Linked DNA regions of Homo sapiens: region 1 is linked to region 2. Evidence: read pairs that join two places in POLR2A ChIA-PET (ENCODE). Cell type or tissue: PC-9. All regions are shown on one strand. Each heading gives the region's core, and the rest is flanking DNA. Links, peaks and the distances in the headings are about the cores only.

The links. Peaks named below come from ENCODE experiments on the same cell type or tissue, not always from the same donor. Only the 100,000 strongest peaks of a DNase experiment are listed, where the experiment ranks them.
Region 1: POLR2A ChIA-PET joins it to region 2 with 6 read pairs; 1 of 35 experiments calls an interaction of 5 or more read pairs at or near these places.

The regions. Positions count from the first base shown.
Region 1 is chr17:64,331,763-64,336,325 of GRCh38, reverse strand. All of the region lies in intron 14 of PECAM1 (platelet and endothelial cell adhesion molecule 1), which reads left to right. Among named protein-coding and RNA genes, the nearest start is that of PECAM1, 57 kb to the left of the region's middle. In PC-9, for the core only: no CTCF peak of the experiment used is centred there; DNase peaks (open chromatin) are centred at 2,065 and 2,495; H3K4me3 peaks cover 1,761 bases; H3K27ac peaks cover 2,500 bases.
Region 2 is chr17:64,713,027-64,717,589 of GRCh38, reverse strand. No RefSeq gene overlaps it. Among named protein-coding and RNA genes, the nearest start is that of SMURF2, 53 kb to the right of the region's middle. RefSeq lists an enhancer at 4,548-4,563. In PC-9, for the core only: no CTCF peak of the experiment used is centred there; no DNase peak of the experiment used is centred there.

The DNA of each region.
Region 1 (4,563 bases), core at 991-3,490, 380 kb after region 2:
GCCCAGAGCTGTTAAGGATCATCATTTCTTTCTTTCTTTCTTTCTTTTTTTTTTTTTTTGAGACAGGGTCTTCGCTCTGTCACCCAGGCTGGAGTGCAGTGGCGCGATCGCAGCTCACTGCAACCTCCAGCTCCCGGGTTCAAGTGATTCTTCTGCCTCAGCCTCCTGAGTAGCTGGGACCACAGCTACTGCCACCACGCCCGGGTAATTTTTTTTGTATTTTTAGTAGAGACGGTGTTTCACCATATTGGTCAGGCTGATCTCGAACTCCAGACCTCAGGTGATCCACCTGCCTTGGCCTCCCAAAGTGCTGGGATAACAGGTGTGAGACACCACGCCCGGCCAGATCATCATTTCTTATTCATCATCATAACCATCCCCAGATTCTTCATCATTGCCAAATTCTTCAGCAGCTCTTTCCTCTGGATATTATTCCACCTCTGTAGACTGCAGATTTCTTTTGTTCCATGTTGATTGTTTTCTCCCTATACTCTAATTATCTTGCGGTTGGGCGGGTCCCTTCCTCCTCTGTCACAGTTAAAGCTAATATGTATTGAGCACTCCCTCTGTGTGAGACACTTGGAGCCCTACCTTAATCCCCAAGATCATCTAACAGTTGATGGGGGTTCTATTATTATTCTTGCTCTGCAGATGGGGAAACGGGCCCAGAGGTTAACTAATTTGTCCTTGTTCCACAGCCAGTGGCAGAGCAAGGACTGAACCCAGGGGGCCTGGCTGAAGCCATGCTCTTCAAAGCCTTCCTGTTCCCTCTCTTTTTTTCTCTTAATTGGTTTGTTACCAATTGCTGTCCATTGTTTGTTGCCAAACCAATTGACTGCATTCTTTTCTGTTTTCCATCTTTCTTAGTTTAGGCTTCATGTTATCGGCATAATTGGAGAACTTTTGTCTACTTTTTTTTTTTTCAGACAGGGTCTGGCTCTGTCACTCAGGCTGGAGTGCAGTGGCATGATCTTGGCTCACTGCAACCTCTGTCCCCCGGCCTCAAGCATCCTCCCCTCTCAGCCTCCTAAGTAGATCCTATCTACTTTAAACATGAAGAGTAATATTCTACTGTGGCCTGGGTGACCCTGGGCAAGTCATAGAGCCTCTCAAGACCTTGGTCACCTTCTCTGTGAGATGAGGTATGGGCTGGAGGCAGGTCAGTGGTCCTCGGGCTTTATTAAAACATCAATAGTTTGGCGCACCCCACTCCCTGTGAATTTCCCATTCACTAGGTCTGGAGCGGTGCCGAAAACGTGCATTTCTAACAGGTGTCCACACGCAGCTGCTGCCGTCACGCTGGGGCCCGGGCTTTGAGAACCACTCTTGATGCAGCATGTTCCTTTCTGATTGTGCCACGCTAAGGCTCTGCTTCTTGTTGGAAGGAGTAGGGTCTTTCTCACCCTCCAGAAATCCTGGAGGGATCTTTCAGCATTGGTGGGCAGGTAAAACCCAGAAACACTGTGCTTATTAGAGGGAAGGTGGTATTGAGTGACCCCCAATAAAACAGGGGGCCCAGGGCCGTGCGCAGTGGCTCACGCCTGTAATCCCAGCAATTTGGGAGGCTAAGGCGGGCGGATCATGAGGTCAGGAGATCGAGACCATCCTGGCTAACACGGTGAAACCCCATCTCTACTAAAAATACAAAAAATTAGCTGGACGTGGTGGCGGGCGCCTGTAGTCCAGCTACATGGGAGGCTGAGGCAGGAGAATGGTGTGAACCCGGGAGGCAGAGCTTGCAGTGAGCCAAGATCGCACCAGTGCACTCCAGCCTGGGCGACAGAGTGAGACTCCATCTCAAAAAAAAAAATTGGGGCCCAGTGTGGGGTAGGTCTGTGAGATCAGTGAGCCAGCTGGGTGCAGAGCGGAGTCTTTGCTGACCTTTCCCCTTCATGTTCCCCGTCATCTTCTAGCATGCAGCATTTCAGGGCTGCCTATTTTGGGAAATGGCTTAAAGGGCACAGTTCTGGCCCTTAAACCCCCTTTCACCCCCTGAGTAATACAAAATAAGCCCTCCCCTAGATAAGCAATAGGGCATGGGGCAGGCCTGCCTCCAAGGAGCAGCCCCAGGGCCGAGGAGAGAGAGCTGGGCGCTGGCCCGGGGGACTTGAGTTTGATGGGAAAGCTTGCAGACAGTGGGGGAGCTGCCTGGTCTTTCCAGTCTTGGCTTTTGGCTCTAAGCACAGCTTTTTTTTTTTTTTTTTAATTGTTGTATCATGAGGCGCCTTCCACTCAGCTGCCTCCCCACGTTAGGGGATGGACACAGCACTGGCAGGGATCCTGTGTGTCTCAGTTTCCCTATTGACTCTCTGTGGCCTAGAGATGTATGGTAGAATTCCACACTATGCTTTTTTTCCACCTTTTTTTTTTTTTTTTTTTTTTGAGACAGGGTCTCTCTCTGTCACCCAGGCTGGAGTGCAGTGGCGCAATCTTGGCTCACTGCAACCTCCACCTCCCCAGGCAGGCCCCTCTGACTCAGCTGGGACTACAGGCATGCACCACCGCACCCAGCAAAATATTTTTATATTTTAGTAGAGATGGGGTTTCGTCACATTGGCCAGGCTGGTCTTGAACTCCAGAGCTCAAGCAATCCGCCCGCCTCAGCCTCCCAAAGTGCTGGGATTACAATGCCCAGCCCACTTTTTTTTTTACTTTTTACAATTTTATTCTTAAAATTGTGGTAAAACACATATCACATAAAATTTACCATTTTAACTCTAAGTATCCAGCTCAGTGGCACTAAGTACTACACTTTTGGTTGTCATAGCGTGGTGAACAGAGAAGAGAATGCTACTGCGTCTCGTGGAGAGAGGCCAGGGATACCGCTAAACATGCGACAATGCACAGGACAGCCCCCTCCCCACCACAAAACACCACCCAGCCCAAAATTTCAACAGGGCCACCATGGAGAAACCCTGGCCAGAGGAATTCACCTCCTGCAACTCCTCCAACAGGAGAGCTGGTTTTCCTCTCCAGTACCAGCTTTTGCCTGCCCTCTGTCTTGGGAGGTGACTTAAGGCACATCCCACCTGATTACTGTGGCTCTGGATGGGTGCTGAGTCTTGCTCTGGGCACCAGCCCTACCTGTTGAGCCAGAGGCCCACCTCCCCATCACGGAATCTACTCACTCAATGGTCCATCTTCTACTTTTTTGTTGCTATTTTTTGTTTTTTGAGACTAAGTCTTGCTCTGTCACTCAGGCTGGAGTGCAATAGCACGATCTTGGTTCACTGCAACAATCGCCTCCTGGGTCCAAGTGATTCTCATGCCTCAGGCTTCCAAGTAGCTGGGATTGGAGGCATGCACCACCACGCCCAGCTAATTTTTGTATTTTTAGTAGAGACGGAGTTTCACCATGTTGGCCAGGCTGGTCTCGAACTCCTGGCCACAAGTGATCCACCGGCCTTGGTCTCCCAAAGTTCTGGGATGACAGGCGTGAGCCACTGCGCCCAGTCCACCTTCTACTTTCTATTTGCCTGGAATTCAGACTTCCAGGGTGTTTCTTAGGGAGGCAGAAACCCTGGTCCTCACCGCATCCCCTGCCACCCAGTATACCAAGACTAGCTGGGCCGAGAGTAGCCGTGACAGGAAATGGCTGAGAAAGAACCAAAGAAAAGGAGGCCTCTGTGCCAAGTCTCCTATGGGAGGAAGAGAAGAGCACTTGAGGATCAGTCCCCACCCATCCTGTGAGGCCCAGAGCCAGTGAGGCCAGAGGGCACTGCCAACCCTGCCCCTGGGGAGGCATTTCCTACTTCAGCGTGCAAGATGGTGAAAAAGTATCCCCATGAAAAAATGGATGCTACCTCCAATTCAACTTTGGTGATGATTGCTCTGTTACCAAAAAAACAAGAACTGCAAGTGTGCATGGAGTAAGTGTTCCATCCGTATTTGAGTTTTTCACATTTTGTCTTCAGATTGCTTTAGAAAATGCCTACTTGAGGTTCTTTCGCTGTTGGGAAAGAGGTTCCAGAGCCCTTAGGGGACTAGGAGGGTCCAGGAATCACGGGGTCCTTTGGGTCCTTGCAGGTCAGATTTGCATTGGGGGTGCTGTCCTCAACCTCACTCAATGCATGGAAGTTGACACAATGGCTCAACATTAGCGTTGGGCTGATTCATCATTTGGCTGTTGACACCAGCCTCTGGCCCAGCCAGGACAGAAAAAGGGCCCCTGAGGAACTTCTGGCTCTGTTCCCTCTATGGGGGAGGGGCAGTGGACTTGTGATAAGACAGGGTGTTAGGGTGAGGTGGACTTGGGGAAACAGGATATTTCTAAATTAGAGAAACAGAAGGATTGTGACCCCCGCTGTGACAGACAGGCCCTGAGCCTGCCCGAGGTCCAGGAGGAACTGTATGTGAGCTTGGGGCTGGGTCTATACTGAGGCCCCTTGGCGTACTTTTCTCGATAAGACTGAGGACTTATGGCCCTCCCACCATTCCCTCCACCACCTTCGAGAACAGCAACCATCCCCAATGCCCACATCTCCTCTTGGGGTCTCCCCCAGGCAGCAGGTGAGGTCCCCATGACTTCTCTGTCTTCAAGTCAGGGTCCACAGTCAGCTGTTT
Region 2 (4,563 bases), core at 1,260-3,759:
GTTTCCTAGATATACGCTTTCTTTTTTCTTTTCCTTTTTTTTTTTTTTTTTTGAGACAGAGTCTTGCTCTGTTGCACAGGCTAGAGTGCAGTGGTGCAATCTTGGCTCACTGCAACCTCGGCCTCCCAGGTTCAGGTGATTCTCCTGCCTCAGCCTGCCAAGTAGCTAGTATTACAGGAGCCCACCACCATGCCCAGCTAATTTTCTTTTCTTTTTTTTTTTTTTTAATTTTTATTTTTTTAATTGATCATTCTTGGGTGTTTCTCGCAGAGGGGGATTTGGCAGGGTCACAGGACAATAGTGGAGGGAAGGTCGGCAGATAAACAAGTGAACAAAGGTCTTTGGTTTTCCTAGGCAGAGGACCCTGCGGCCTTCCGCAGTGTTTGTGTCCCTGGGAACTTGAGATTAGGGAGTGGTGATGATTCTTAACAAGCATGCTGCCTTCAAGCATCTGTTTAACAAAGCACATCTTGCACCGCCCTTAATCCATTTAACCCTGAGTGGACACAGCACATGTTTCAGAGAGCACAGGGTTGTGGGTAAGGTCACCGATCAACAGGATCCCAAGGCAGAAGAATTTATCTTAGTACAGAACAAAATGAAAAGTCTCCCATGTCTACTTCTTTCTACACAGACACGGCAACCATCCGATTTCCCAATCTTTTCCCCACCTTTCCCCCCTTTCTATTCCACAAAACCGCCATTGTCATCCCGGCCCGTTCTCAATGAGCTGTTGGGTACACCTCCCAGACGGGGTGGTGGCCGGGCAGAGGGGCTCCTCACTTCCCAGTAGGGGCGGCCGGGCAGAGGGGCTCCTCACTTCCCAGACGGGGTGGCTGCCGGGCAGAGGGGCTCCTCACTTCTCAGATGGGGCGGCTGCCGGGCGGAGGGGCTCCTCACTTCTCAGACGGGGCGGATGCTGGGCAGAGGGTCTCCTCACTTCTCAGACGGGGCGGCTGGGCAGAGACGCTCCTCACCTCCCAGATGGGGTCGCGGCTGGGCAGAGGCGCTCCTCACATCCCAGACGGGGCGGCGGGGCAGAGGCGCTCCCCACATCTCAGACGATGGGCAGCCGGGAAGAGGCGCTCCTCACTTCCTAGATGGGATGGCGGCCGGGCAGAGACGCTCCTCACTTTCCAGACGGGGTGGCGGCCGGGCAGAGGCTGCAATCTCGGCACTTTGGGAGGCCAAGGCAGGCGGCTGGGAGATGGAGGTTGTAGCGAGCTGAGATCACGCCACTGCACTCCAGCCTGGGCACCATTGAGCACTGAGTGAACCAGACTCCGTCTGCAATCCCGGCACCTCGGGAGGCCGAGGCTGGCGGATCACTCGCGGTTAGGAGCTGGAGACCAGCCCGGCCAACACAGCGAAACCCCGTCTCCACCAAAAAAGTACGAAAACCAGTCAGGCGTGGTGGCGCGCGCCTGCAATGGCAGGCACTCGGCAGGCTGAGGCAGGAGAATCAGGCAGGGAGGTTGCAGTGAGCCGAGATGGCAGCAGTACAGTCCAGCTTCGGCTCGGCATCAGAGGGAGACCGTGGAAAGAGAGGGAGAGGGAGACCGAGAGGGAGAGGGGAGAGGGGAGAGGGGAGAGGGGAGAGGGAGAGGGAGAGGGAGAGCCCAGCTAATTTTCATATTTTTAGTAGAGACGGGGTTTCACCTTCTTGGCCAGGCTGGTCTCAAACTCCTGACCTCCTGATGCACCTGCGTCAGCCTCCCAAAGTGCTGGGATTACAGGCGTGAGCCACCACGCCCGGCATCTAGATGTACACTTTCTAGTTTTGAAGGAGACAATTCCAAATGTTAGCAGCTTTTAAAAGACATAACTGCAACCTGTAGGCCAACACTTGAAGCCAACAGGGTGTTGTCTCCAGGCTAACCCTGTAAATGAACTTTCAGCAGCCATTTCACCGCCCTCTAACCCAGCTGCTTCTGGGTGGTGGAACTTTAACTTTACGTCTCTATTAAGTCAAGTCTGAGTTAGCCATTGTAGACTATTCATGCCAACTCCAAAGCCCAAACCTGGGTGAGTGTATCAGTGAATTCAGCCCAATCAAGCCTTTTATTTATTTATTTATTTTTATTTATTTATTTATTTTTTGACACAGATTCTCACTTTTTCACCCAGGCTGGAGTGCAATGGCACGATCTCGGCTCACTGCAACCTCTGCCTCCTGGGTTCAAGCGATTCTCCTGCCTCAGCTTCCCGAGTAGCTGAGACTACAGGCATGCACCCACCACCACGCCCAGCTAATTTTTTGTATTTTTAGTAGAAACAGGTTTCACCATGTTGGCCAGGCTGGTCTCAAACTCCTGAGTTTGAGGAGTTTGAAGAGTGATCCGCCCGCCTCAGCCTCCCAAAGTGCTGGAATTACAGGCACGAGGCTCTGTGCCCAGCCAAGCCTTGTGTTTACCATCTTTAGGCTAACACAATGCTTAGAATCCTCTCCGACACGTGCTCCCAAGACCCTTGTGGATTTGAACTGGCAAGGTCCTGCCACTTCTTTAGTGTATAGACATTCTCTTTCTAGAGCAGGCCTTGTACTGCCCAAGTGGGCTATGTTGGGATCTAACTCTCCTTTTGATGCTGGAGGAATGAAGAGAAGATCTGGTGTCCCTTTTTAGTGAAGCAACTGTCCTAGGTGCAGTCACAGAAGGTTCCTTAGGCAGGGATAAGTTGGTTACCTCTACACGGGAGGACCTGCCTGAACAGACAAGGGAGCTTTGAAGGATTTGAGAATTCAAAAGTGCCAGAGTCTCAGCCTTGTCTGTGACCACTTAGATGCTCCTATTCTAAGTCTCAGGGTCCCACTACGTCCCCACTATGCCCTTTCCTAAGCATTTACTTGGAACTCCTACATGCACAATGAGGCCCTGGGCTGAGTCTTCCATCATATCCACCCTGAAAGTATAGGAGATGAAGGCTCCTTCGAAGATGCCACCAGACCTTTCTTGCTGTCTATTGCATTCTCTGTTCAAGATTCACAGCATTTTTTTTTTTTTTTTGAGATGGATGGAGTTTCGCTCTTGTTGCCCAGGCTGGAGTACAATGGTGTGATCTCGGCTCACCACAACCTTGGCTCACCGCAACCTCTGCCTCCTGGGTTCAAGCGTTTCTCCTGCCTTGGCCTCCCGGGTAGCTGGGATTACAGGCATGCACCACAATGCCCAGCTAATTTTGTATTTTTAGTAGAGTTGTGTTTCTCCATGTTGGTCAGGCTGATCTCGAACTCCTGACCTCAGGTGTACCCTTAAAGGAAATGCATGCCTTCCCCTCCTTTTTATTGCATCTGTAGGCTGCAATGTGGCCACAGTGGGGGGAGCTGTATTGAACTACACAAGCAACAAAATAGAGTCTGAATCCCCAGCAACTAAGAACTGCTAACAGAGAGACAGGAACAGTTTGGGTGTGACACTGGAGTCAGGCAGCCTTGGGTTCAAACACTGATTCTGCTAATCCCTAGCTGTGGACCTCGGGTGAAGAATTTAACCTCACGGTCTTCAGTTTCCTTAGCTGTAAAATGCTGGGAGGATGCAAGGAGCTGTCATAACGAAATTGCCTAGCAGTGTTCATGGTCCAGAGCAGGGTTTTAACGAACAGAAGCTGGCATGTCACCACTCTCTGTCCCTAGGAGCCTTGCCTTTTGCCTCCCTTTTCTGCCTTGATCCGCGCCCCCACCCATCTCTCCTCCCGTTCTTTCTTCACTTTCACTTTCTGGTCTGCCTCTTCCTTAAGCTGGACTCTGTGACTGTAGGTGTGTTTAATGTTTGGCTGCCTTCAGGAGGCCAGCAAGGCTCCCTGGCCAACATTTTACTTTTTTTTTTTTTTTTTTGAGACGGAGTCTCACTCACTCTGTCGCCCAGGCTGGAGTACAGTGGCGCGATCTCGGCTCACTGCAACCTCCGCTTCCCGGGTTCAAGTGCTTCTCCTGCCTCAGCCTCCCAAGTAGCTGAGACTACAGGTGCTCACCACCACGCCCGGCTAATTTTTGTATTTTTAGTAGAGAAGGGGTTTCACCATGTTGGCCAGGCTGGTCTTGAACTCCTGGCCTCAAGTGATCTGCCCACCTTGGCCTCCCAAAGTGCTGGGAATACAGGCAGGAGCCACCGTGCCCGGCCATGGTTCCCTGGCCAACCTTTTACTTATTCCTCTCCCTTCTACAATGATGCTTCTCCACCACATCAAAAGGTCCTCTCCTTTCCTCTTCCACAGCCATTGGCTGCAGGGAAATCGCCAGGGACAGAGCTGCAACTTGCCAGGCCAGCCCTGGAGGCAGCCCTGGAACCCTCTTGCTCCCTCGACCTTCTCCCTCCCCTTTCCCGGGAGGCCCAGGAAAGGGAGCTGGCACCCTGGGCCACTGAGCCAGTGGCAAGGCTCAGCCAGCAGGAGGAGAGCAGCGGATCAGGACTGCCTCAGACCTTTGATAAACCAGGTCTTGGAAGAAGGCCACTTACTCTTCTTTGTGTTTCTCTGTGTGCTGATTCCTGAGATTTGCAGGACATGTTTAATATTTGCTTGGAGAATCTATGAAAAGAAAAAGAAAAACAGAGAGGGAAGGAAACA